Linked DNA regions of Homo sapiens: region 2 is linked to region 1. A link is an interaction called in ENCODE POLR2A ChIA-PET data of the cell type or tissue named here. Cell type or tissue: PC-3. All regions are shown on one strand. Links, peaks and the distances in the headings refer to the core of each region. The heading gives the core; the rest is flanking DNA.

The links. ChIA-PET counts read pairs that join two places held together with the same protein. Peaks named below come from ENCODE experiments on the same cell type or tissue, not always from the same donor. Only the 100,000 strongest peaks of a DNase experiment are listed, where the experiment ranks them.
Region 2: POLR2A ChIA-PET joins it to region 1 with 5 read pairs; 19 of 35 experiments call an interaction of 5 or more read pairs at or near these places.

What each region holds. Positions count from the first base shown.
Region 1 is chr20:53,908,801-53,915,848 of GRCh38, forward strand. BCAS1-AS1 (BCAS1 antisense RNA 1) reads left to right here and starts at 6,689. Exons shown (of 5, transcript NR_199019.1): 1 at 6,689-6,766. In PC-3, for the core only: no CTCF peak of the experiment used is centred there; no DNase peak of the experiment used is centred there.
Region 2 is chr20:53,765,508-53,773,630 of GRCh38, forward strand. No RefSeq gene overlaps it. Among named protein-coding and RNA genes, the nearest start is that of BCAS1-AS1, 150 kb to the right of the region's middle. RefSeq lists enhancers at 2,142-2,311, 2,634-3,230. In PC-3, for the core only: no CTCF peak of the experiment used is centred there; no DNase peak of the experiment used is centred there; H3K27ac peaks cover 752 bases.

The sequences.
Region 1 (7,048 bases), core at 1,128-3,627:
GGAGAATCGCTTGAACCCGGGAGGCGGAGATTGCATTGAACCGAGATCATGCCACTGCACTCCAGCCTGGGCGACAGAGCGAGACTCTGCCTCAAAAACAAACAAACAAAAAACCACAAAAAATATGCTGGGCATGGTGGCGTGCACCTGTAGTTCCAGCTACTTGGTTGGCTGAGGATTGTTGGAGCTCAGGAGGTCTAGGTTGCAGTAAGCCGTGATCATGCCACTGCACTCCAGCCTGAGCAAGAGAAAAAAAAAGAAAGAAAGAAAGAAAGAAAGAAAAAAATAAATTATTGGCCAACAGATGTTTTTATCTTCTCTTGGACTTAACATGGAGAAAAGGGAACCATGAAGTAATCAGAGTTTACTACAGAGAGGGGCCAAGCCAAGAATGAAACCAACATAGAAGAAAGCAGAAAGAAAGAAAAAAAAGAACAGGGTGGATACGGTTTGAGCCCCCTGGATTTAGCCACGCCTGAAGCTATCAACTCCTGGATCATTAAGTTATATGAGTCAATAAATTCCTATTTTGCTTAAGTCAGTTTGAGTTGAGGTTTCTGCTATTGCAACTGAAAGGCTCCTGGTTAAAACACATTTAAAACTTTTAAAAATTTTACAGAAGTCCAGGAAGTAGTTATTGTTAGTATCCTTGTTTTATAGATGCTTTATAGACACTGAGGCTTAGGGAGTTAACAGCTTCAGATGATTCCTGTGTATACTTAAATATGAGAATCACTGATAAAGGTACTTGATCTAGCTGCTTCTTAAGGGTGATAACACTTTTTTTCTCTTCTTTCCTTTTCTTTCTTTCTTTTTTTTTTGAGATGGAGTCTTGCTCCGTCGCCCAGGCTGGAATGCAGTGGTGTGATCTTGGCTCACTGCAACCTCCGCCTCCTAGGTTCAAGTGATCCTCCTGCCTCAGCCACCTGAGTAGTTGGGATTACAGGTTACTCAGGTGGCTGCCACCATGCCCAGCTGATTTTTGTATTTTTAGTAGATGCAGGGTTTTGCCATGTTGACCAGGATGGTCTCGAACTCCTGACCTCAAGTTATCTGCCCAGCTTGGCCTCCCAAAGTGCTGGGATTACAGGCGTGAGCCACTATGCCCTGCCTCTCTTCTTTCTTCTTTTCTTTTCTTTCTTTTTTTTTTTTTTGAGACGGAGTCTCGCTCTTGTCACCCAGGCTGGAGTGCAGTGGTACGATCTCAGCTCACTGCAACCTCCACCTCCTGGGTTCAAGCAATTCTCCTGCCTCAGCCTCCTGAGCAGCTGGTATTACAGGCGCCCGCCACCATGCCTGGCTAATTTTTGATGTTTTGGTAGAGATGGGGTTTCACCATGTTGGCCAGGCCTGTCTTGAACTCCTCACCTCAAGTGATCCACCCACCTTGGCCTCCCAAAGTGCTGGGGTTACAGGCGTGCGCCACCATGCCCGGCCTCTTTTTGCTTTTAAAAATAAGTCTGGAGTCTAACATAGTCTAAGCAAAGAAGGTTTAAAATCCCCACCCAGACCTAACTGACTAGGGCCATGGAGCATGGGGTGAAATCATGAGGTGCTTGGGTTGGAACCGTGTGGATTGCAGCGTGGCTGCAGTGGTGCCTGCCACTTCCTAGGTGTGTGGCCATGAGCACACTGTGAAGACCCTCTGCCACAGGGCTTCCAGGAGCACCGCCTGCAGCGGGCTTCCCACACCTTCACTGAGATGAACCATCGAAAGCCCTGCCTTGGCACTCAAACCTCCAATTTCAAGATTGGGAAAGACAAGTGTATTTCTGCATGTTGAATTTTCTTTCTTTTTGTTTCCTCTTTTGGTGGCTTTATGAGGAAGATGGAGGTGGCAATTGCCAAGTGGAGAATAAGAAGAAGTGGAAAAAAATGAAAATAAGAAAGATAATAGGTGGAAGAGAGTCAGGCAGAGTGAAGGAATCAAAGAGCGGCACAGGACCCTGAGATCCGCCTAGCATCCATTAACAAGTATTCACGGAGCACCGATGTGTCAGGAACTGTCCTCCGCCCTGGGACCATGCTGGGACATGGACCGAGAATAGTCACATGTCTGTGGAGCTAGTGAGGGAGAGAGATGCCAAATAATTATGGAAAAGGTATATCTGCCAAGTAGAGGTAAGTGCCGGGGAGAAAAATAAAACAGGGAGAGTAATGGATGCGTGGGGGATGGGAGGGCACAGCCTTGTAAGGGGTGGGGAGTGAGCCACCAGAAAGGAGGGTATATTAGTCCGTTTTCACGCTGCTGATAAAAACATACCCGAGACTGGGAAGCAAAAAAGGTTTAATTGGACTTACAGTTCCACGTGGCTGGGGAGGCCTCAGAATCATGGCAGGGGGCAAAAGGCACTTCCTACATGGTGGCGGCAAGAGAAAAATGACGAGGAAGCAAAAGCAGAGACCCCTGATAAAAGTATCAGATCTCATGAGACTTATTCACTATCACAAGAATAGCAAGGGAAAGACCGGCTCTCATGATTCAATTACCTCCCCCTGGGTCCCCCCACAACACATGGGAATTCTGGAAGATACAATTCAAGTTGAGATTTGGTGGGGACACAGCCAAATCGTATCAGAGGGAAAAGCCACAAGGTGGGAACATGCTTGGCCAGAAGCTATTGTGGCTGGGGTGAAGAAAACAAGGACGGAGAGGAGTGACAGAGGCCATCAGGCCAGGGCGTGAGTGAGGATCCCAGAAAGATAGAGATATGTCAGCGGGTACAAGTCTGGGGGCACTGGAGCGATGCAGGCCTTCACAAATTCCGAAGTGGTAGTGGCCCTTGCAGGTGGCCTTTGTAGGGAGGGCCTTCAACTCCAGCACACATCCCTGCCCTGGGCTAGCCATCCTTGCTTCAGCTTTGACCAGGGTCCATATCAGCAAGATCATTGTGACCCTGTTAAAGAATCCAGGTTTTGTTGGAAGGATCATGGGGAGTCCCAAGCAGCATGAGACAATGCGCTTTACATTTTAAAAATGACACTGATGCTTCTCGGAGAACAGATTGCAGGGATGAGGGCAAGTGGGCAGCAGAGAATGTGACCAGTCATCTGGATTTACCAGAGATGGAGGGGTTTCCTGGGACATGGGACTTCCAGGGACAAAACCAGGCACTGGAATGAGCTGATGACCAGAAAGCAGAGAGACCAGAGAGGAGGCTATAGTAGTCTTTGACCAAGAGGTGTGAGTAGCTTAGATTAGGGTAAGAGCAGGGCTGTGATGACAAGCGGTTGGATTTGAGAGGTATTTTGAAGGAGTGGTAAGAGGAGCTATTGCTTTAAGAAGCAGGCAAGGCAAATCTCAGCTCCAGGTGGCAGGAAAGCCTTTCAGAAGGAGAGCTCTCACCCTGGGCCTGCAGGCCAGTTGGCTGTGGGACATCAAGTCATTCATCTCCCCAGGTTCCAGCTCTTTCCTCGGTTGGGGAGGGTGTGGGGGTAATGATGCCAACCTCGCAGTGTTGCCACAGGATTCAGTCACACATCCTGGGATGCCCCTTTGCAGCAGGTGCTGGCTGATATTATTTCTTAGGAGCCTGCACAAAAATTTAAGAAGGCATTTAGGAAGTTGGTGGAGCAGGAGATATGGATGTTTATAAAATGAGAGCTGTCTCTCCTTTGGCCAGTGCTGGATCCTCTCTGCTGTTTGTATCTACATGTGAGAGGGAGGTTTGGGGATCTTATGTGCAAGACTGCTTTCTGTGCTCTCTGTCTCTTATCTCCTGTCCCCAGCTGAGGTAGGAGCCGTCACTCCATCATCCTTGCCCCCGTCGAATGGTGCTTGTCTTCTGCCCCAGCCCTTGCCCTCCTGGCCTGCTGTGTAGTTAGTTCCTGGCATGGAATGGAATCTAAGAATGAAAGACAGGTCGAGCCCTTACAGTTTGCAAGGCCATCTGAGAGGTCTTCGTGTACCTTGATGATGACGGGGTCCTCTCCACAGCCCCAAGTGAAGTTCAAAGGAAAAAGATAATAACGCGGCCGGGCGCAGTGGCTCATGCCCGTAATCCCAGCACTTTGGGAGGCCGAGGCGGGCGGATCACAAGGTCAGGAGATCAAGACCATCCTGGCTAACATGGTGAAACCCCGTCTCTACTAAAAATACAAAAATTAGCCAGTCGTGGTGGTGGGCGCCTGTAGTCCCAGCTACTTGAGAGGCTGAGGCAGGAGGATGGCATGAACCTGGGAGACAGAGCTTGCAGTGAGCTGAGATCGCGCCACTGCACACCAGCCTGGGCGACAGAGCGAGACTCTGTCTCAAAAAAAAAAAAAAATATATATACACACACACACACACACACACACACACATATTCATATATATACGTATATATGTATACATGTATATACGTATATATGTATATATACATATATGTATATATATCCATGTGTGTGTATATATATCCATGTGTATATATGTATACGTATATATACACGTATATATGTACGTATACATGTATATATATACACATATACAGATACATGTATATATACATATATATAAAATAAAGCATAAGATATAATTATATTTTTGGAAATGACACATAACTCTATGTATTATGATGGTTTTCTTTTGAGGTTTCCTCTTTGGTTCTTGAGGAGTCAAATCCCTTCTTTGCTATGCCGTAGTTGCATGTTGAGAGGTCCTGTGCCAGGTGCTCAGGTGCCTGTCATTTCATCAGCTACACACCCTGGAAGCAGGCCTGACTCAATGGTCCCTGCTTTCCCCATGAAGCAGCAGTGACTCAGAGAGATGACACATTTGCCCACGGTCATTCAGTTTCTCAGCTAAATGAAGCTTCATTTAGCTTCATTTCTCCTTCTCTTAATCTCCAGGTATCTATTTATCTATCCATCCATCCATCCATCTTCCTATCCATCTATTCTCTATTGATGTATGTATATATATATATGTATTATGTATCTATGTGTCTATTACCTGTTTATGTTTCTATTACTTATCTATATCTACCCATTTATATGTATGTATGTATCTATCTACCATCTATCTATCCATCCTCTACCTATTTTCCATCTATCTATCATCTATGTATGTATTATGTACCTATGTGTCTGTCATCTATGTATCTATTACCTATCTATCTTTTTAAAAATTTATTTAATAGAGACGGGGTCCCGTTATGTTGCCCAGGCTGGTCTTGAACTCTGGACTCAAGTGATCCTCCTGCCTCGGCCCCCCAAAGTGCTGGGATTACAGGCATGAGCCACCATGCCTGGCTGTACCTATCTATCTTTATCTACTCATCTATATATATTGTATGTATCTATCATCTATCTATCTATCTATCTATCTATCTATCTATCTATCTATCTATCATCTATCAATCATCTATGTGTCTTATCTATCATCTATCTTATCTATGTATCTCTATGACCTGTCTATCTATGTATCTATCTGTTATCTCTCTGGTTATCTGGTCTCCAGTGCCCACCTCCTCCTCCCAGTCTTTTCTCTCACCCTGACTCTGAACTTCTCCAGGCCTGGTGTTATGTTTTCTGTAGCGTGACCTTATAACTAACCATCCCATCGAAGACGCTTGGGGGAGTGAAAGGAGGGGCTATTAATACTTCTGCAAAAACTGGCGCTGCCCTGAGCACACTGGGATGCCTGGTGGTGGTGGTGGTTAGGTGTAGATTTCTCCCCATTCCTTAGTGCCTCACAAGGGTGCTGTAAAACGTTTGTCGAGTGTGTTTTATCAACAGTCTCAGAAGGGGTGGTAAAAAAAAATACTCGTTTGTTTCATACAGAGAGAAATTGCATTACAAAGTGATGACTTACAAAATCACCGAAAGGAAATCAATGGTGAGGTGGAGCCAAACCTCTGCTGTAGAATTTCTGGATTCAGATAACACAGAGCTCTCTCCATCAAGCATTTGTGTGCAGAAGCTAAGCTCCAGGCCCAGGGAGAGAGCTTGAAGCAAAGACATAATAAAACAGTAACAGCTGCTACCGAAGCTGTGTCATGCAACTTTGCTTAGCCCTTTACTGTATGGTCTCATTTATTCCTTAAGGAAGGTGAGATTATAATAGAAAAGGAAAATGAATGTGCCGCAGTCACACAAATCACTCACTACTACACTGCCACCAGAGCCCAACAGAGTAGCCACAATTGTTTTCTTCCTAAAAGGTGCAATGGAGTAATACTGCACAATTTCCATTTAGATGTCCCTTCAACACGTTTCCTGGGAATCTTAGAGCAGTTAACACCCATTTAGAAAGGAGCTTTTTCATTTCGTAAATATGTTCAGTGCACCAAAACAGGCAAACAAGATAACCCGAACTCTTAACTTGCCTCAGCACCTCACCCCTTAAGATACATAGAAACAAATCAGAAATTATGCTCAATAAGGAATTTGCAAGGCTGAGGAGGGGGAGCTGGAGTCAAATCAGCTGGGTCTTCCGCCCCCTTCAGTAGGAGGGGGAAGATTACTGCAGAGAATGTAACAAGGAGAATAAGAGAGAGGGAGGGAGGGGGAAGAGAGAGAGAGAGGGAGGGGGGTGGAGAAAGAGAGAGACAGAGAAGGAAAGGAAGAAAGAAAAAGAGAGAGAATAACTGTTGGTAACGGACAGCCCAAGAAAATTGTAGAAAAGTCCATCTCTGGTACCTACCTGGTGCCACCTTCCCCCCACCCCCGCGTTGTTTATTTATTTATTTATTTTTTCTAGCCACCACCATTTTGTTGCCTGGCAGAGGTGTGAGATGCAAGGCTGTTTACAAAGCCCCCAGCAAGAGCAATCCCATCATCAGGAGGTTTGCTTCCCCCCCGGGCCAGCCCTCTCGCTCTCCATGCCCGTCTTGGCTGCATGCGTTGTACCTAACACATTTAACCCGCGTTTCTTAAGAGTTCTGCAAAATGGTGTCTGCTGGTGTTTGCAAGGGAAGCTCCCGCTGGGCGTCCCGAGCTGGGTGGGAGCTGAGTGTGCGGTTCCCTAACGAGCTGGCGGCCGGCCTGAGCGGCTCTGATCTCCAATTCTGACGGCTTGTCCTTCAGGTGACCTATATTATCTGGCACCTCAGTTGCTGCTCACAAAG
Region 2 (8,123 bases), core at 2,370-4,869, 140 kb before region 1:
TTTATAATCTTTATCTTATTTAAACTTGACTCCAACTTTTTTTTTTTTTTTTTGAGACCGAGTCTCGCTCAGTCGCCCAGGCTGGAATGCAGTGGTGGGATGTCAGCTCACTACAACCTCCGCCTCCTGGGTTCAAGCAATTCCTTGCCTCGGCCTCCCGAGTAGCTGAGATTACAGGCGCCCACCACCACACCCAGTTAATTTTTGTATTTTTTTTTTTTTTTTTTTTTTAGTAGAGACAGGGTCTCACCATGTTGGCCAGGCTGGTCTCAAACTCCTGACTTCAGATGATCCTCCCACCTCAGCCTCCCAAAGTGCTGGAATTACAGGCATGAACCAGCATGCCTGGCTTTTTTTTTTTTTTTTCTTGAGAGACAGGGTCTCATTCTGTTGCCCAGGCTGGAGTGCAGTGGTGCAATCTTGGCTAACTGCACCCTCCACTTCCCAGCTCAAGTGATTCTCCTGCATCAGCCTCCCGAGCAGCTGGGATTACAGGTTCTCACCACCATACCCAGCTAATTTTTGTATTTTTAGCAGAGACAGGTTTCACCATGTTGGCCAGGCTGGTCTCGAACTCTGATCTCAAGTGATCTGCCCGTCTTGGCCTCCCAAAGTGCTGGGATTACAGGTGTGAGCCACCATGCCCGGTTGACTCCAGAATTCTGAAAGAGGCCCTATTATGTTATTCCCATACACACAAGGCTTAGAGAAGTAAAGGAAGCTGCCGAAGTTTGTCCCGTGGCAGACCCAGATTTTGAAGCTGGGCGTATTAGACTTGAAAATCGAAGACTGCAGTCCTACCAAGAGAAGGACGTTCATTTGGATTTGCTTCTGTCTACATTTATTTCTCCAGCATGGTGGATGGAGGAGGCATGAACTTCCCAGTTACTCAGCCTTGAGCTTCTTGTCTTAAGTCTGCCTCCAAGACTTAACCAGCGGGCCGTATCATCTACCATGGCCAAGTAAGATTACTGCAGACTGTGCTCTTCAAATCTGTAGCCTTTTGTTATTCTACACGGTCACTTTTAGTCTGACTTAAGATGCTTGAGTGACACAAGGAGCAGAGAGGGAAGCTAGGTCGGTAAGAATCTAAGTGTGACCCCGATGCACCATAAGATCCCCCCTCGTGCCAACCAACAAGATTAACATCCAAGGTACTAATAAATGGAACGGCACCCCCCAAGGTGTAACTCCTTGAGAAGTTAACAATTATATTTTTATCCTAAGTAAACCCAATGATGCTGGGCGAGGTGGCTCATGCCTGTAATCCCAGCACTTTGGGAGGCTGAGGCGGGCAGATCACGAGGTCAGGAGTTCGAGACCAGCCTGGCCAACATAGTGAAACCTCGTCTCTACTAAAAATACAACAAATTAGCCGGGCGTGGTGGTGGGCACCTGTAATCCCAGCTACTCAGGAGGCTGAGGCAGGAGAGTTGCTTGAACCCGGGAGGTGGAGGTTGCAGTCAGCCGAGATTGCGCCATTGCACTCCAGCCCAGGCGAGAGTGTGAGACTCCATCTCAAAAAAATAAATGAATAAATAAATAAATAAAATAAAATAAACCCAATGGTGCTGAAGGTTGGAAGCTGAGTGTGTGGGAAGTAACCATTTGAGTGTTTCCGAGTTTCTTTCTTTGATGGCGGACATAGCGATGGACTGAATGTTTGTTTTCCCTCCAAATTCATCTGTTGAAATCTTAATCCCTAATGTGTTGGTATTTGAAGGTGGGGATCTTTGGGAGGTGGTGAGGTCATGAGAGTGGAGCCCTCATGCGTGGGATTAGTGCCCTTATAAAGGCAATCCCAGGGAACTTTCCCTTTCTGCCACGTTGGCAGTCTGCAGCCTGGAAGCCGGCTGTCACCAGAGCCTGATGGTAGTACCCAGAGGTCAGTGGGAGTCAGAGATCAGGATACCAGATGCTGACATTCTGTTCTCTGACTTCCAGCTTCTAGAACTGGGAGAAATCAATGTCTGTTGCTCTAAGCTACCCAGTCTATGGTATTTTGTTACGGTAGCCCAAAGGGACTAAGACAGACATGTAGAATGATTTTGGCCTAGTGATCAAAATTGTGCTAGGATTAAGTTTCTGGAAGAAAGAAATTTTGAAAGAAAAAAGTGAAAGTGCTTGCTTTCTAGTTTGGAACCATGATTTCGGATTCCCTGGTCCTATGGCTCTTTGCACTTCCCCTACACCTTTCCAATGATTGCTTCATTTACTCAAACCAAAACCAAAACCAAAACCAAAACAAGCCCCAAGTCCCCCAAACCTGTTAAAAGATACCAGTGGAGCATTGGCTATGTGCAAACTCTGTGACAGACACCGGGAATGAGACACCAAGGCAGATAAAAGTCTTACAATCTAATCAAATGGAAGCACACACCAAAGAAATACTTTCACAACTAATCATTTAATTACCATGCTTTCCCCACAAAACATTTTATTACTATAATTGATATTTTTCTTACCATTTTTGGCAACATTAATCAAATAATAAATTTCATCTGGAAGAACAAGCCAGCAAAATAGACAAGGAAATTCACAAAGGTAATAACAAAATAGTAATCTTGACATATTCAATATATTTGTAAGCAAAGCAAAGTGACATTGCCTTAAAATATAGAGAGGTATCAACAGAAAAACAGAGAAAACTCCTGAAAGAGTTCAACTCATTATATAAATTTTAATTTGGTTGCAGTTAATCACCATTTTCAATTTGCTGTGAAGAGAAATATACATGGGATGCAATGAGACTATGTCTGAGTTGCATCCAAACTTCTAACCTACCCCGTCTACTTGTGATTTCTTTTCCATTTGCCTCACTGTAGTGTATTGGCTAAACATGTAGACAGGTAGATCTGACTACAGGGTTTCATATCTGGTTTTGGCCCTTCGTGGATGTGTAACCTTAGCTAAGTTACTGAACCTACCTGAGCCCTAGGTCCCTCAGCTGTCGAGTGAAAATAATAGAAGTACCTACTCCTAGGCTTATCATGAAAATCAGATGAGATGATCTGAGTGAAAGCACTTAGCCTTGGAATGGAGCACACAGCAGGTGCTCAATTAAGGCTAGTTGTTATTATTAGTCTCTGAAAGTGATCTCTACATTGTTCTCTCCCCCATGCCGGGAGGCACTGAATTAACTTACTCAAGATGCGACAAGGAACATAGTTTGGAGACTGACTTAGCACTGACCTGCCCCTGTCAGAGCCTGGACATTGTTCAATAGCTGTGCATTTTGGGGCAAGCCACACACCCCCCTGGGAGACCCCATTGCCCTCATCTACAAAAGGAAGATGATAAATCCCTTTGACAATTAGAGTTAATAAGTAGAAAACACTTAGCTCAGGAAATGTCCGCTGCTGTTATTATTTTTTTTTAAATTTGTATTTTTTTGTAATTTTATCGGAGCCTCTTTTCATTATACAGCTGCTGTTATTATTACATTAATATTATTTTTAGGCTCTGTAAAAAACATAATAATGCCTTACTATGTCTTTTAATCCCACAGGTTTAGTGGTGTTTATGCCTCAATTTGAAAGTGGAATTTCAAAGTCCACTGAAAGTCTTTCTCTGAAGAGTGAATTGTCTTTATCCCTTAGCGTCTCTCCTGAAAGCTCTTATTTGGTGAGTAAATTTACAAGACGGGTGCTAGATAAGGGATTCATGTGGAGTTTGTCCTTAAAACACTTCTTTAATCTCTGCAGTTGCTGTGGAATTTGTGTCATTTTTGCTTGGGTGATCAGATTACATTTCATAAACAATATCCCCTATGTTTAAAAATCTTTAAACAGCCACTTGGAAGTAGCTTGACGTGGACTACAGTTAATGCCTTGTTTAATGTGGCTCCTCCGTGGTAGACAGGGCTGACAATCAACTGCATATGCCCGCATCAGACTCCTAAGTAGATTTCTATATTTTACAGAATTTTTTTCTTATTTGAACTAGTTTTTTGGTTTTCTAATATCTCATATAGGATAATTTTGGTACAACGATGGTTCTTGTAAGCTTCCAAAAATTGGAATCATTTTTATTGCTCTTTTGCCCTTGTTAAATCTTGGTTTTCTTCATCCAGAACTTTCTTTTGAGACAGGGTCTCACTCTGCTGCCCACGCTAGAGTGCAGTGCTGCAGTCTCGGCTCACTGCAGCCTCAACCTCCCAGTCTCAAGCCATCCTCCCACCTCAACCTCCTGAGTAGTTGGGACTACAGATGTGTGCCACCAAACCAGGATTCTAGAGAGATACACACACACACACACACACACACACACACACACACACATATATACATATATATACACACACACATATATATACACACATATATATATACACACACACATATATACACACACACATATATATATATATACACACACACACACACATATTCTTTTGAGACAGAGTCTTTCTCTGTTGCTCAGGCTGAAGTGCAGTGGTGCAATCTCGGCTTGCTGCAACTTCCATCCCCCAGGTTCAAGCAATTCTCCTGCCTCAGCCTCCCAAGTAGCCGGGATTACAGGCGTGCACCACCATGCCCGGCTAATTTTTCTGTTTTTAATAGAGACAAGGTTTCACCATGTTGGCCAGTCTGGTCTCAAACTCCTGACCTCAAGTGATCCACCCGCCTGGGCCTCTCAAAGTGATGGGATTACAGGTGTGAGCCATCGTGTCCGGCTGTATTTTTTAAAATAGAGATGAGGTTTCACCATGTTGGTCAGGCTGGTCTCAAACTCTTCGGCTCAAGTGGTCTGCCCGCCTTGGCCTCCCAAAGTGCTGGGTTTACAGGTTTGAGCCACTGTGCCCAGCCAGAACTTTCAAACATCAAAATTGCCAGCTCACTCTGACCCTTCCCCACCTTAATCACCCTGGGAATGACTGGGGAGAACTGGATATTTTATTTTCTTAACATGGTAAAACCCCATCTCTACTAAAAATACAAAAATTAGCTGGGCATGGTAGCGCACGTGCATCTGCCTCTGTTCACTGCAACTTGGTCTGGCCTCAGGGTTTTTTGCCCTTGCTTTTCCCTGGGCCTCTACAGTTCTGCCCCCAGAGCTTTGCCTGGCTCTTTTTTTTTTTTTTTTTTTTTTTTTTTTGAGACAGAATCTTGCTCTGTTGCCAGGCTGGAGTGCAGTGGCGGGATCTCAGCTCACTGCAACCTCTGTCTCCTGGGTTCAAGTGATTCTCATGCCTCAACCTCCCGAGTAGCTGGGACTACAGGTTCGCACCACCACACCCATCTAATTTTTGTATTTTTAGTAGAGATGGGGTTTCACCATGTTGGCCAGGATGGTGTTAATCTCCTGACCTCGTGATCTACCTGCCTCGACCTCCCAAAGTGTTGGGATTACAGGTATGAGCCACCGCGCCTGGCCTGCCTGGCTCTTTTCTAACTGTTCCTGTTCAGCAAAAATGTCACTTCCTCCAGGAGCCTTCCCTGATGTCCCCTGCCCTGCTTCAGTGGCTTCGCAGCACTGAGCAGTATCTGGAATTGTCTTTTCTATTTAATTCTAGCATTGTTTTTCCCCTCCCCTTCTAGAACAGGGTAGAATAGGAGCTGTCACTCTCAACACTATTGACAGTTGGGACCAGGTAACTTTTTGTTCCAGGGGCCGTTCTGTGCCTGACAGGGTCTGTATGTAGTGTGTCCCCGGCCTTCACTCACTGGATGCCACCAGCAGCTTCTCCTTGCCCCCCGCCAGCTGGACAATAAAAAATGTCTCCAGATATTACCAAATGTCTTCTGGGGCAAGGGGGCAAAATTGCACTGATCTAGAATTTAAGGTCTTTTTTTTTTAAGAGACGGAGTCTCGCTCTGTTGCCCAGGCTGGAGTGCAGTGGCACAATCTCGGCTCACTGCAACCTCTGCCTCCTGGGTTGAAGTGATTCTTCTGCCTCAGCCTCCTGAGTAACTGGGATTACAGGCACGCACCACCACGTCTGGGTAATTTTTGGAATTTTTAATAGAGACAGGATTTCACCATGTTGGCCAGGCTGGTCTCGAACTCCTGACCTCAGGTGATCCACCCGCCTCAGCCTCCCAAAGTGCTGGAATTACAGGTGTGAGCTACTGTGCTCGGCAATATCTGTCTAATTTTAGCTCCTGTTTTCTTAACCACTCTGCCATAGCACTTCTGTTAAAGCTATTCGGCAACAAATAAATCTTTTTTAGCATTAAAAATACAAAAAATCATGCTAAAAGATGCCCAGGGCTTCTGTTATTATGACCTATGCTTCCTTCTTGTGTCTTTAAAAACATTCAATTGTTACTGTTTATATTTTCTCTATTTTAAAATTTTAAACCATCCCCGCACAGCTTGCCTGGAAACTGTTGACACTGAAACATATAGGTTAAATTCATACAAGCTGGCCTATTATAGTCTTCCTGCAAAGTGCACAGTGAATTGCAAATGTTTGCATTTCCCATTAACAAGAAAATTAGTGTCTCTAGAAACAGTAGTCTTCTCTGGACCAGCATTAAATGCCTGTTTTGTTCTTTTCAAGTTGCTCGAGTTCATAATGGGGCTTTGGTCCTCATATCTTTTTTTTTTTTTTTTTTTGATACGGAGTCCTGCTCTGTTGCCCAGGCTGGAGTGTGCAATGGCGTGATCTCAGCACACTGCAGCCTCCGCCTCCAGGCTTCAAGTGATTCTCCTGCCTTAGCCTCCCGAGTAGCTGGGACTGCAGGCGACTGCCACCACGCCCGGCTAATTTTTTTGTATTTTTAGTAGAGACGGGGTTTTGCCATGTTGGCCAGGCTGGTCTCTAACTCCTGACCTCAGGTGATCTGCCCGCCTCAGCCTCCCAAAGTCCTGGGATGACAGGCGTGAGCCTCAGCGCTCAGCCTGGTCCTGGTATCTTTCACTTACTCTTCACAATTGTGTGTGACTTCTTTTCTGGTTGCAGGATTGGTTACAACCTCCTCCATTAAGCCTGAATTAATCTTTACTCTCTGATTCCTGGACCATATCCTTGAATGCTTGCATCCTAACATCCAGTAAGACACCTCCGTACTGCCTTTTTCATCCTGGCAAATCACAAACTGATACTTCCAGCACTTTGGGAACAAACTTCTGCTACAGGACACAAATGCATGGCTGCTAGGAAGCTCTTGGTGCCTGAAAACATATGCCAGGACTCAGAGCACAGGTGTGTGTGTGCGTGTGCATGTGTTGGATTGTTATAAATTTATTAATTTATTTTGGGGAGTTTTTGGAAAAGGTAGCAAAACAGCCTCACAGGGAATCACTACTGTTCAGGGAAGTATTAAATAGAAAATGATTGGGCTGGGCGCGGTGGCTCACGCCTGTTATCCCAGCACTCTGGGAGGCCACGGCGGGTGCGAGATCAGGAGTTTGAGACCAGCCTGGCTAACATGGTAAAACCCCTTCTCTACCCAAACTACAAAAATTAGCCAGGCATGGTGTCACACGCCTGTAATCCCAGCTACCCGGGAGGCTGAGGCATGAGAATCACTTGAACTTGGGAGGCGGAGGCTGCAGTGAGCTGAGATTGTACCACTGCCCTTCAGACTGGGTGACAGAGTGAGACTCTGTCTGAAAAAACAACCAAACAAACAAACAAACAAAAAAACGAAAAAAAAAAGAGAATGAGTGAATCTTTATGTATTTTAAAAGGTGTTGGCCAGGTGCAGTGGCTCATGCCTATAATCCCAGCACTTTGGGAGGCCAAGGCGAGCGGATCATGAGGTCAAGAGATCGCGACCATCCTGGCCAACATGGTGAAACCCCATCTCTACTAAAAATACAAAAACTAACTGGACCTGGTGGCGTGCACCTGTTGTCTCAGCTACTCAGGAGGCTGAGGCAGGAGAATTGCTTGAACCTGGGAGGTAGAGGTTGCAGTGAGCCGAGATCACACCATTGTACTCCAGCCTGGCAATAGTGGGAGACTCCGTCTCAAAAAAAAAAAAAAAAAAAGGGAAAGGTGTCAGTCTTGCTGGCTCTGATTCGGATTTCCATTTAGCCTCACAGTTCTTCAGTGAGATCCAAAGTCGGGAGGCATGCTGGTGTAGGGCAGAGGTCAGCCCACAGGTCAATCCAGGTTGCTGCCTAGTTTTGTAACTTAAAGATCATGTTTGAGCTGCATATTTGAGTAGGAT